Linked DNA regions of Homo sapiens: region 2 is linked to region 1. The links are chromatin contacts, found by Hi-C in ENCODE. All regions are on one chromosome and are shown on one strand. Each heading gives the region's core, a stretch centred on a gene start or an enhancer-like site at or near the end of the contact. The rest is flanking DNA. Distances are from core to core; before and after follow the strand shown.

Region 1 (6,790 bases), core at 1,670-4,169:
TCACCTGATAGGAGGTGTATCCTCGTACCTAGTCTCAGCAAGGAAGGTTGCCAGCTTCATGGCTCTTTTGAGTTAAAAGGGCTGTAAGATCCTTGGTAAACGACCAGAGCCTGAATGTCACAGGGAAGAGGTTGGACTGGGACCCAATACAGCTGCCTATGTATCTGAGAAGACGCTATTTATAAACAGAGAAGGTATTTATTGGCTGGACAATCCTGAGGAAGTCTCCCACTTCTCACTCTCATTCATAAAGTGGGGATCATGATCACTACCTCTCAAGCTTACTGTAACATTGAATGAGGTAATGAATATGAAAACACTCAAAATCTATAAAGTATCTACAAACCTGGAAGATTATAATTCTGCATTTGTACAGTAGAAATAACAGTACCATGGTTGCTATTAGTGCCCAGCCAAATCCCCTTTACTGGTCTGGTGCAACCCTCCATCCCTGCCCACCGGCTGCTGTGAGGTTTGGCTGGTAACAGTTCACAGTTATTCCCTCTGCAGAGACTTCCCCGGGAATGGAAGCTGCCTTACTTGGGGCTTGCAGCCGATGCTTGTCTGACACAGGGGCAGGAAAGGCCAGTCCCCGACCTCAAGACAAGATGAACTCTGGTGTAGCACATGCTTCAGGGATCCCCATGAAATCAGGCCGCAGCTCAGCCACAGCTGACACCACAGCCTGGCTCCCTCCTTCCCCACCCCACTCTCCTTCCTTTTCTTTCTTCTGAGGGTTCTTCCCCAACAGAAGAAGATATGCATGAAATCTGTCCCAGGCTCTGCTTTTAAGGAATCTGGTCCACTTGTCTGCCGTACAAAGTTGCTATGAGGGTTAAATAATATAATACAGATGAAGAGATTAGCCCAGTGCCTGGCATATACAGTGCATATCCAATTAATGTTAAAGATTGCCATTATCCATGAGACTGGAGCATCAGGAACATCTTAGTGTAATAGTGAGGTGTGGAAATCTGGTGAGTGAGTCAGTGGATTGAATTTTACATGCTTAGGGACTGGGGTGGGCAGAGAGAAGGGCAGCTGGGTTTCCTTGGGTATCACTGGTTGTCTCAGCTTTGGGCAGTGAGGGTCCTTTACACAGCTAGGGAAAAGTTCCAGTCATTACATACTTCTACCAGCAGAGGACGCCACTTCCATACAAATAAGTGTTTCCTCTGCTATCTGATGCAGTTTTCATCAAAGCAGTCTAGGCTGGCAGGAAAGATCAGGTACATGACAGAGCAGAAAGTGCCTTCAGATTTGCACAGATAATAGGAGAGGGCAGAACAGGAAGAAACAGTGAGTTAAGCTGTTCAGGAAGCTTCGTGGGAGGTGAGGCCTTGAGCAGGGCACTCTAGCACCAGAAGGAGTATTGAGTGGAGATGGCATTCCCAGGGAAGCCACTACCCTAGGCAAGGTGACCAGGGCCTGAGCCAGGGCCGTGGCAGGGAGGCAGCCACGAGAGGGTATGAAGGACACCAAACACAGGGACAGGACTGATTTCAGCTGAGAGGTCTAGGAGGAGATCATGGGCCCACCAACATGGGGTAGACGTCAGGAAGGAGCACGTTTTTATAGGACAGAGCACACTTCTCCAACTGGTTTGACTGCCCTGTTACAATGTCCTCTGCAAGCCATCATTCTGTAGGATTCCTGTTTTGTGTGGATTCTAGAAACCAGTGAAATATTCAGAGGTGTTAATAGCATCAAGATTTCATTGGTTCTTTCCATTCTTTTTATTTTTATTTTTTGAGATGGGGTCTCAGTCCCTGCCCCAGGCTGGAGTGCAGTGGCACCATCACAGCTCACCACAGCCTCAACACCCCAGGGCTCAGGCGATCCTCCTGCCTCAGCCTCCTGAGTAGCTGAGACCATAGGTACGTACCACCATGCCTGGCTAATTTTACATATATACACATATATGTGTGTATATATAATTATATACGTATATATACACATATATACATATATAATTATATACATATATACATATATACACACACATATATGTGTATATATATACACACATATATATGTATATATACACATATGTATATGTGTGTGTGTGTGTGTGTATATATATATATATATATATATATATATATATTTGAAGAGACAGGGTCTCCTTACGTTGTCCAGACTGATCTTGAACTCCTGGGCTCAAGCGATCCTCCTGTCTCAGTCTCCCAAAGTGCTGGGATTACAGACGTGAGCCACCGCGCCTGGCCAGCTTTTTCCGTTTTGAGTAGAGACGGCAAGAAGCGCCCCACAGCTTGCCCTTGCTTCGGAACTCGGGGTTGTGAATCAGTCAGGATAGAAATTAATGGTGCAGTGGGAATAAAGAGGAATGTTAGATGATCTCGCAGGGGTGGGGGAGAACCCAAAAAGAAAGAACGAACGTGAAGAAGCCTAGCTCTCCGAGACTGGGGTTCAGTCCTTGCTGGAGAAAGTGCGTTGCAGCCCATTGAGGGCAGAAGAGTTCTCTGGGTTGTCCCTGGACAGAACCGGGCCACAGTCAAGAGAGCGAACATTGTGGGGAAGAGAACGGCAGGCCACGGCTCAGGGGCTGGAAGCCCCCTGCTGGGGTGCCCACAAAATTCCTCCGGAAGTTGCTGTTGGGGGATGCGCTGAACTCATGGCAAAGCCACCTAGGACTCACGCAGAACTTGCTGGGAAGCTGCCCCCGGGGAAGTGCGCATGCGGGACTTCGCAGGAAACTGGCTGGGTCAAGTCGGCTCCACCAGGAATCCACCCAAGACGGTGCGGCTGAACTCGCCACTGGGAAACTAAGTGGGACACCCACAGAACTAGCCGTGAAGATGCCTGCGGAAGTGCCCTGAAACTGAGCTGAGAACCCCGGGGGTTCAGAGTCCCGAAAGCAAGTAGGAAGGAAAGCTTAAAGAAACCGCAAGAGAAGTCTCTTCTTCTCTCTGTCCTCTAGCGCCCTCTACTGACACAGTTTAACACTGTGCCCGCTGGCAAGGGAGAAACGTTTGGAGCCAGAGAGTAATAAACTGGTAACTGGTACAGGATGTTAGCCAACTCCACTGAGGATGGGAGAGCTCTTCTATAAGCCCTTTTTGAAAAATAGTACTTGAGGACATAGTCCTGCCAGCTAAGAAACGAATCAAAATAAATAATTCAACAGAAAAAATGTAAAAGAAAAGGCAAAGAACAATCAAATCAATAAAACTAAATGAACGAAATAATTATAATTAATATAATATGAAACTAATCATTATTATTAAAATTAAATATAATAAATATTTCATGATTATAAATTGGGGTTTTTGTATCACAATTTACTTTGACAAAAACTGGGAGGTAGCAAAGAAAGAGTATACTATTAATAAAAAGTGAGAGGTGGCAAAATAGTATGCATGTATCTTATTGATCGATATGGCCTTATTCTTGATGTTAAGACATTTAGGCCGGGCGCGGTGGCTCACGCCTGTAATCCCAGCACTTTGGGAGGCCAAGGCGGGCAGATGGCCTCAGCTCACCAGTTCGAGACCAGCCTACGCCACACGGTGAAACCCCGTCTCTACTAAAATACAAAAAATTACCCGGGCCAGCCGCCCCTTCTGGGAGATGGGGGGGCGCCCCCGCCCGGCAGCCGCCCCATCTGGGAGGTGGGGGGCTCCTCTGCCCGGCCGCCCCGTCTGGGGGGTGGGGGGCCCCTCTGCCGGGCCGCCACGTCTGGGAAGTGAGGAGCCCCTCTGCTCAGCTGCCACCCCGTCTGGGAGGTGTACCCAACAGCTCATTGAGAATGGGCCATGATGACGATGGCGGTTTTGTCGAATAGAAAAGGGGGAAATGTGGGGAAAAAGAGAGATCAGATTGTTACTGTGTCTGTGTAGAAAGAAGTAGACATAGGAGACTCCATTTTGTTCTGTACTAAGAAAAATTCTTCTGCCTTGGGATGCTGTTAATCTATAACCTTACCCCCAACCCGGTGCTCTCTGAAACATGTGGTGTGTCAACTCAGGGTTAAATGGATTAAGGGCGGTGCAAGATGTGCTTTGTTAAACAGATGCTTGAAGGCAGCATGCTGGTTAAGAGTCATCACCACTCCCTAATCTCAAGCACCCAGGGACACAAACACTGCGGAAGGCCGCAGGGTCCTCTGCCTAGGAAAACCAGAGACCTTTGTTCACATGTTTATCTGCTGACCTTCTCTCCACTATTGTCCTATGTCCCTGCCAAATCCCCCTCTCCGAGAAACACCCAAGAATGATCAATAAATACTAAAAAATTAAAAAAAAATTAGCCAGGCGTGGCAGCGTACGCCTGTAATCCCAGCTACTTGGAAGGCTGAGACAGGAGAATCACTTGAACCTGGGATGCGGAGGTTGCAGTGAGCCGAAAGCATGCCACTGCACTCCAGCCTGGGCGACAGAGCGAGACTCCATCTAAAAAAAAAAAAAAGGAAGTTAAGAGATTTTAAAAATAAAAGGTATCAGCCAGGTGCAGTAGTTCACCCCTATAATCCCAGCATTTTGGAAGGCCAAGGTGGGAGGATTGCTTGAGCCCAGGAGTTTGAGACCAGCCTGGGCAACATATTGAGAACCACCCCCCACCCCCATCATCTCTACAAAAAAGATAAGTTGCCGGGCAAGATGGTGCGTGCCAAGCTGGTAGTCCCAGTCCTCGGAGGTTTGAGCCCAGGAAGTCAAGCCTGCAGTGAGCCAAAATTGAGTCACTGCACTCCAGCCTGGGCAACAGGGAAAGAACCTGTCTCAAAAATAAAAAGATAAAAAATAAATAAAAGTTATCCATCCGCTAATAGAATAAAAGCTGAATGGAAAATTCCCAAGAACCTAGAGAGAAAGAGTAAGAAAAAAATGGATTAATATAGCAAAAGACAAGAAAATAATAAAGAGGAACAAAAGATATATAATGTGTAACATAAAATTACAGTAGGTAAATCATGCTAGTAATGATAAGCAATGTGAATGTTTTTATAACACAGGTTTAAAGCAAAATATTTTTGAATGGTTACAAAATAATAATATAGGCAAAGATATACAAAGTAGATGAAATTTACACAAAAAACAGAACGTAAAATTTAAGACAAAAAAGCAATGGCTGGGAAATAGAAGGCATAAAATATTCACCATGTGTTTATAACCATTATAAACCTTAAGACATTAAATAATGCTATCTCAAAAGATAAAATGTGAAATATATCAAAAATTCAGGAGTTGCCTAAACCACAAATCATATAGGAGAAGAGAAATTTTTAAATACTGCTCTCAGCTGTCGAAGATTGAGTTTTTGAAAGAATAAACTAAGATACAGAAATGGCAGCTTCTGGCAATAGCAAATTAGCTAATTTGGACCAACCCTCCTGCTAACGACAGTGAGGTGAGCTGAATGCTTGCTTGAAAGCATAGGAGCCCTGACAAAATAGTACAGAATCCTGGGCTAAGATCCGGAAGAAAGCGGATATCCTGACAGGTGAGCTGCATTTGGGCCACTTTTGACCTAACAATATTTGCCAATCAAGAAAAGACAGCTGAGAGGTTGAACATTATTCATGAGAGCCACATGGGGTTAGGGGATAAAAGTTGGAGTCTCCGGGCACAGTGGCTCACGCCTGTAATCCCAGCACTTTGGGAGGCTGAGGCGGGTGGATCACAAGGTCAGGAGTTCGAGACCAGCCTGACCAACATGGTGAAACCCCATCTCTACTAAAAATACAAAAATTATCCGCATATGGTGGCGCATGCCTATAATCCCAGCTACTCATGAGGCTGAGGCAGGAGAATAGCTTGAACCTGGGAGGCGGAGATTGCAGTGAGCCAAGATCACACCACTGCATTCCAGCCTGGGTGACAGAGCGAGACTCCGTCTAAAAAAAAAAAAAATTGGAGTCTAGAACCCACCAAGGTGGGGGCCCTGATAACACCCCACACCCCGCCCTGACACATACTGTGGGTTGGAATCCAAAACAGCTGCATCCCAAGAGCAGGTCATCTATTCCCTGCATGCTGCAGCCCAGCTTCCAGTCATCTGGGCGGCCCAGAAAAACCTCAATTTTTAAAGCTGGATTAAACTTACTCCAGACTGCCAACTACCAGGACTCCTAGGCTTGTTAGGCTTGGAAGAAGCAAATAAAAATCATCTCTGGAAGAAAATGACATCATCCCAGGCCTCAATTATTCCTACAGTTTTGCAAGCACAATGTCCCGAACATAATAAAAAAACAACTGGGGGCGTTCTGCTCCCACTTAAAAAATCCTGCGAGAACATGGCTCTCATTATAACATCACGTGACAGCTGGAACACCTACAGCAGCATAGATTTTAAAAGCCATCAGAGAGCAGAAGTGAGGCTGCAAACAGAACAAAGCAAAACAAAAATAAGTTAATTAAAATTCCAGAAAGTAATAAGTAATTCAAAGTAATAAGTCATTCCCACAGCCACTTTCAGAGGAGGGAAAGGAGGCCACCCTTGATCAGGGTAAAAAGAAACCAGTGTGGGCTAGCATACTGGGCCAGGGTCCCAACAAGCCCCAGCCGTGAAGAGAGTCTGCACCTGCTCACCAAGCCGCACCACAGACCTTCCCAGGGTGTGAAAGTTGAGGGCAGAGAATCGAGAGACTCTCTCCTCAGGCGGACACACACAGGGCCTGCTGAGGACAGGGTCGTTAACTGAGAGAAACCCTCTGAGAAACTGGGCCCTCTCGGAGGCTGCCTGAGATGGGACAGGACAGGAGGGCTGAGAAAGACCTTCCTGAGGAAAGACACGCAGAGTCTGCTCAAGCTGGGAACAGGAAAGGAGAACT
Region 2 (6,790 bases), core at 2,342-4,841, 3.8 Mb before region 1:
TTTCTTCTCTGACATTCGAAGATTTGGGGTTTTGGTTTCATAGCTGTTGTTGTTCTGTTCTGAGGAAGATGCCCCAGACATGGCAGCTCTTCAGATGTCTGAAACAGAGAAGTAGAATGTAAAAAAGGGAAGGGGAAGAAAGAAGACATAACTTAAAAAAAGTCAGTGCATTGGATCCGTGTGGTATAAGTAAAAACACCCTGGGCCAAGAGGCAGGTTCAGTCCTGTTTCTCCCAGTTAGCAGCTACTTCTCTAGCCCTCTGTTTCCTCACCTATAAAAAGAGTTGCACTAGAACCTTACATTTATCTTCTGACTTACGAGTCTACATTTACAGACGTTATCTTCTTCAGTCCTAACAATAATCTTGTAATTAGGCAGATTTTGCCACCATTATTTCTTCTCATTTTACAGATTGAAAATTTGAGATTCATCGAATTAAGTGTCCTGCTCAAGGTTTCATGACCTCAGATTCTAGTTTTAAGAATCTGGGCAGAGTAGTGGCAGCAGTTGGGGTGGGGTGGGTTATGTATAGACGAAGTACATTACCAGGAAATTAACTCCAATCTAACGGTAGGACTCAGTTTTGCAAACAGTGAGGCCGGGCACGGTGGCTCACTCCTGGAATTCCAACACTTGGGGAGGCTGAGGCGGGCGGATCAAGAGGTCAAGAGATAGAGACCATCCTGGCCAACATGGTGAAACCTCGTCTCTACTAAAAATACAAAAATTAGCCGGGCCTGGTGGTGCGCGCCTGTAGTCCCAGCTACTCGGGAGGCTGAGGCAGGAGAATCGCTTGAACCCGGGAGGCGGAGGTTGCAGTGAGCCAAGATCCCGCCACTGCACTCCAGCCTAGCGACAGAGCGAGACTCTGTCAAAAAAAAAAAAAAAAAAAATGAAAAATGAAAAAGAAAGAAAGAAAAGAAAAAAGTGAGGGACGTGGGAAAATCTCGAACATATTCCCTGAAGGAAAAACAGTAACTGGACCCCAAGACAGCCCTAGCACGTCGTCATTTCTCCTCTAGTGCATTCTCAAGCCCTGCTCCGCACCCTCTCCCTAGTTACCCCCGGGACTCAGTCTAAAGAACGCCGGAGCGCTGAGGTGGTAAATGACTTCCCCAAGGTCACCTCAGGAAGAGGGGTAAGCCCTGATTCAAACTGGAGTGGGAAAGTCCTGAGCTCATGCCCCCAATTCAGACAACAGGGGGCTGGTGAGGACGGAAGATCCTGCGCCTTCAAGAGCCTTACACGATTCCTTTACTGACCACACAAATCCTCCAACCCAAACACAGACTGTGGCTCCCGGTCCCAGAACGTCCGCGCTGCCTGCCATGCCTGGGGACCAGCACCTCTCCCCGCACTTCATCCGGGGGCACGCAGCCCCCACATCCCGCCCCGCTAGACCCTACCCGGGGCTGCGCAGCTGTGGCTCACCCTACGATCTCTCCTAAGATCCCTCCCTGCCTTGGCCCCGGCGCCTGCCCTGTAACGCGACCGAACCGAGCCGACAGCTTGTGGCCGGGACCGGCGCTACAGTCGCCGGCAAATCATGTGAGCCCGTCTGGCCCCGCCCCCTCGCGCGTAGGTCCTCACCTGGAGAGAATCATCCACCAATCGGGCGCCTGCAGGACCCAGGGGGCGGGGCAGGGTCGCAATCGCCTAACTGGCTCGGGAAGGCGGCTGGAAGTCGGAACCAGAGAGATCACAAGCTCCTGAGTTTCCCAGCGCCGAGGAGCCTGGTGGCACTGTTGCTTGGTAACTAATAGGGCTGGGGGCGGTGTTAATAAAAAGCTTGACTTTTTTCTGACTCTCGCGAGAGTAGACTATTCGGTAGGCGTCTTGAGAGCGGGTGTGCCGGGTGACGAGAAAATGCTGCAAAGATTAACGCTCTCATTCCTGAATCCCAGCAGAACCTCATTAGATCCATAAATGGGAACGTAAGCTTTAAAGATGTTTTTGCTAGAATAAACTACCACAACACTTGAGCTAATTATGCCTTAGGGTGTATACATACCCGGCTCCACAGGTCAGACGCTGTGACCTAAGAAAATCAACCACTCTCATCGTTGAACCAGAAGCTTCCCTGGACCCACCCATACACCCCATTGGAGTTTTTTTTGTTTTGGTTTGGTTTGGTTTTTGTTTTTTGAGATGGAGTTTTGCTCTTGTTGCCCAGGCTGGAGTGCAATGGCACGACCTTGGCACCGCAACTTTTGCCTCCCGTGTTCAAGCGATTCTCCTGCCTCCCAGTATCTAGAATTAAAGGCATGGACCACCACGCCCAGCTAATTTTGTATTTTTAGTAGAGACGGGGTTTCTCCATATTGATGAGGCTGGTCTCGAACTTCTGACCTCGGGTGATTCACCCGCCTCGGCCTCCCAAAGTGCTGGGATTACAGGTGTGAGCCACTGCGCCCGGCCACCCCGGTGGACTTCTAACCACTCCTACCTTCCCTCCTACCTACCCCCTAACCCAGGCTGTATCATCCGTTGCAGTCGTCTTGAAGAACCAAGGAGGAAAATTGCACCAGCAAAAAAAAATTGAGTCATGAAAGATGTGAAAAGATGGAAACATTACATATAATTTATTCAGAAGCAAAGTCTTTTACAGTGGAGGTGAGTTTGCACCAAGTGAACTACACTTTTCATAGTTGCCCCAGCGGGCCCGTTTGATGCTTGATAAACCCACTCTTGGCAAGTGGGACTTGCTGTCTGAATCCCGGCTGGATAAAGAACAATGAGTATGGATTTCTTGGAAAAGAGAGATATAAATTCAGGGATGTCTTTATTCCTCCTTCGCCTGGGAATTAAACTAATTCTTCCAAAAGTTCAAACAGTTATCTCCTCTTTAAGGCTTTTTACAACTCCCAGAGTGCTCTAGTTGCCCTCTCTATGTCTATACAACTCTGTCTTTATTCATTCAGCCAGTATTTGTTGAACACTTTTTATTTGCGAGGCACAGTCCTGGGTTCTAGGCATACACGTTTGAAAAGGTACAGATAATCTAGCATTATCACGTTGCTTTGAAATTCAGTGGCTGTGTGTCTCACACCCCACCCTGTCTCCCAACTGCAATGAATACTTGTTACAATGAAGGCAGGAATGAAGTCTTCATATTTGTATGCCCAGGAACTGAACTGGAATCTGATGACACGCGTTACACGACTCCTCCTTACACTGCCACCACCTGAATGAGGCAGCTGCCCTGGGCCCAGATGCTGACCTCATACTGTGCTTTCTGAAGTGGCAAATAGACGTTTTCAAGCACAGTCCCAGGGAGGCAGAAAGGCCAGTCTTTTGGCCCCTGGAACCCCAATGAGTCAATGTTTAATGCAGCCACGAGTCTAGTCACAAGTGTGATTGTTTTTGACTGGTCCTTTGACTCACTGACCATTCCTGGCATTCGTTTGCGTTGTGAACTATGATTCTGTTTCTCCTGGTGTAGTCTGGGTGTAGTGTGGAAGCCCCAATTTAATAATTTCCGACCTCACTAAGTGCAAGGTCACATTCCAATCTCCAGACCTTCATTCAGGAACTCCTTCCCCCGCCCTCTTTTCTTGAGCATATATGCTACCCACGCGGAGGGCACCTCACTCGCTCTATAGGTAGCAAGACCCGTTGTCCTTTAGGAATACGGAGGTTTACATCTTCGTTCTGAGGGTGGGGGAAAAATCAGTTGTCACTTTAAAAGAGTTCGCGCTTGCTAAGGTACTAAGGCAGAAGCCGCACCGAAGCGTCGCGATAACTGCAACCACCCGCAACTTCTCGCGATGTTTGGCCCCGCTAAAGGTCGCCATTTTGGAGTCCACCCGGCGCCTGGTTTCCCCGGCGGCGTCTCCCAACAGGCTGCCGGGACCAAAGCTGGCCCCGCGGGTGCCTGGCCTGTGGGCAGCCGGACCGACACGATGTGGCGGCTCCGCTGCAAGGCCAAGGACGGCACCCATGTTTTGCAGGGGCTGTCCAGCCGGACCCGGGTGCGGGAACTCCAGGGCCAAATTGCCGCCATCACCGGGATCGCCCCCGGCGGTCAGCGAATCCTCGTCGGATACCCTCCCGAGTGCCTGGATCTCAGCAATGGGGATACCATTCTGGAAGACTTGCCCATCCAATCTGGTAAGGAATCAGGGCTGGGGCCAGGGAAAGTCCCGGGAGGATGGAGAGGGGCGTGAGAGAGAACAAAACACCAGTCAAGGCAAGGTGGCTGTGAGTCGGCGGGGGGGCTTTGAGGCCAGGGGCGAGGATAGATCAAAGAACAGAGAATGCTGACGGGGGCCAGGGCAAGTGTCTAGCAACTCCTTGTCTTGACACAGGGTTGAAAGGGAACCCAAAGCCTTGAAGACCCCCTTCCCCATTCCGCTTTCTGGTCGGCTTTGAAACTATCCCATTTTGTTTTCCCTCGGCGTCCACAAAAATATAAAGTAGGGCCTATTTTCTCTGTCCTTATGTCTCTTTTTCCCTATATCACCGATGAGATCTCAAGGGTGCAGGATTTTTTTTTTCTTGATTCATTTTTGCAGTCCCCTTCGTAGATACTTCGTTTGACAGGCATACTCATTTTCGAGTTAGCTTTTAAAACACCCACTGAAAGCTCTTTCAATTTCTAACCAGCAGCAGTTATTTCTGTGCCATATCAAAACTTGAACATCAGTGTTTATAATTAAAAGCTTTCAGTTGCTGTATCAAGGATGTTGTAAACACTCTAGAGTAGATAAGTTTCCGGAGAAGGAGAACCCCCTAGCGGCCTACTCTGTAGTGAGCACCTTCTGTAAAATACTGTATAAGGAAAGGAAATTTTGTTTTTGAAATGTATCTTTTTAGGTAAGCTTGAAGTTGTTTACTCCAGACCCCTTCACTAAATTGGGATGCAACCTCAAGTGTTTTTTGTTCTTTTTTCATCTTTATGAAAATTCAGTGAACAAAGATTCTTACTGGTAACTTACTTGCAAAACTGTATTCTCCTTAGTAACCCCAGTTTATGCTTTAACTCCTTCAGTTTGTAATTTACAGACTTGGCTAGAGAACACTCGGTTTCTTCTGTAATTTCTTTGCAGATCGGGATTTGTTTTATTTTTAACAGGTGACATGCTGATCATTGAAGAAGACCAAACCAGGCCCAGAAGTTCACCTGCATTTACTAAACGTGGTGCTTCTAGTTACGTCAGGGAAACTTTGCCTGTGCTTACCAGAACCGTGGTCCCAGCAGACAACTCTTGCCTCTTTACTAGTGTGTACTATGTCGTCGAAGGAGGAGTCTTGAATCCAGCTTGTGCCCCTGAGATGAGACGCCTCATAGCACAAATTGTAGCAAGCGATCCAGACTTCTATAGTGAGGCAATACTGGGAAAAACAAATCAAGAGTACTGTGACTGGATCAAAAGGGATGACACTTGGGGAGGAGCAATAGAGATATCGATTTTGTCCAAGTTTTACCAATGTGAAATATGTGTAGTGGATACACAGACAGTAAGAATTGATCGTTTTGGGGAAGATGCAGGATATACCAAAAGGGTTCTGCTTATTTATGATGGCATCCACTATGATCCACTTCAGCGTAACTTCCCTGATCCAGATACACCTCCTCTGACCATTTTCTCCTCTAATGATGATATTGTTCTTGTACAAGCACTGGAATTAGCAGATGAAGCTAGAAGAAGGAGACAGTTTACTGATGTCAACCGCTTCACCCTGAGATGCATGGTATGTCAGAAAGGATTAACTGGACAAGCAGAAGCAAGGGAACATGCCAAGGAGACAGGCCATACCAACTTTGGAGAAGTGTGACCTATGCATGAATGAGGGTTGAAGCCTACTACCTCACACATCCAGAAGGCTCTGGGTTTTCCAATAAGCTATGGTAACCCTAAAGAACAAAGGATACAATGCTTGAACCATCCTTTTAACTTAAAACCACTAAGACACTGAAATTCCTTGTTAAGATTAAAATTAGTGTGCAAGTTTACAGATGTGTGTCTACAGTGGTAAACTGTACATACATGCCTCTTTCTGCTGGAGTGACAGAATAGGTGATCCTTGCCACCTACTGACACTGACCTGAAGGTTGAGATTGAGTATTATAAACTAGCACCCAGCAGCTTTAACTTGTAGAAGAAAGCATCACATTTTGGGTAATGTGGAAGGCCTCCTGTGAGTCCACTGGGCATACGATTGAGATTGAGTATTATAAACTAGCACCCAGCAGCTTTAACTTGTAGAAGAAAGCATCACATTTTGGGTAATGTGGAAGGCCTCCTGTGAGTCCACTGGACATTTACCACAGTGTCTCCAGTAACTGAGTCTTTTTAAAAACTCTGAATGAGTTAAGTTTCTAAATTATGAATTGATTCATCAAATGAAGATACTCAGAATTGTCCAAACTGATTTTATATTGCAATTTGGTAGACATTATAAATGTGTGCTTAACCACTGATAAGTACATCACAAGCAATTTTTACAGGGATGAGTCTCATCCTTGAGAATGTTATCACAAAACAGGAACTGATTGTGCCCTGTTTAAGATCTCTAGCATATAAAACGTAGAATGTATGAGGGAATAGGTGCCTGAGCAGCTTCCTGAAGCTTTAAAAGACCGTTGGCCTCGTGTTTTAATGCAATTCATGTATTGGTCTTTGTCACATTGGATAACATTTTAAAGTTAAGCAGGGTACTTTTTTAATTGAAATTCCTTGAAATTCGAGTCCTCAGTTTTTTCTTCATTTGCGTAAAGTTTATCGGGGGGAATTTAATTTTCTCAGCTTTTTGTTAAGAGCACTTCCTCCAAAAAATTTTTTTCAA

Evidence for each region. A loop is a pair of places that touch in the nucleus more often than their neighbours do. Pooled maps may share reads with other maps.
Region 2: a pooled map of ovary shows a loop between it and region 1 (10-fold over the local background). The contact joins the promoter of YOD1 here to the enhancer-like site in region 1. A Hi-C loop is called at or near these places in 1 of 168 maps with a recorded cell type or tissue (gastrocnemius medialis) and 2 of 50 pooled maps.

The regions. Positions count from the first base shown.
Region 1 is chr1:203,263,605-203,270,394 of GRCh38, reverse strand. It overlaps LOC124904486 (a long non-coding RNA gene), which reads left to right. Exons shown (of 2, transcript XR_007066798.1): 2 at 1-3,281. Among named protein-coding and RNA genes, the nearest start is that of LINC01353, 20 kb to the left of the region's middle. Within about 2 kb of position 2,919, at least 35 of the 41 ENCODE cell types and tissues checked have a DNase peak (open chromatin) inside an H3K27ac peak, as active enhancers do; they include gastrocnemius medialis, where a contact is called at or near this core.
Region 2 is chr1:207,048,009-207,054,798 of GRCh38, reverse strand. It overlaps YOD1 (YOD1 deubiquitinase), which reads left to right and starts at 3,591. Exons shown (of 2, transcript NM_018566.4): 1 at 3,591-4,111; 2 at 5,076-6,790. The coding sequence starts at 3,769. The coding sequence ends at 5,779. It overlaps PFKFB2 (6-phosphofructo-2-kinase/fructose-2,6-biphosphatase 2), which reads right to left and starts at 1,524. Exons shown (of 15, transcript NM_006212.2): 1 at 1,433-1,524; 2 at 1-98. The coding sequence starts at 81. RefSeq lists enhancers at 1,594-2,233, 3,457-4,027.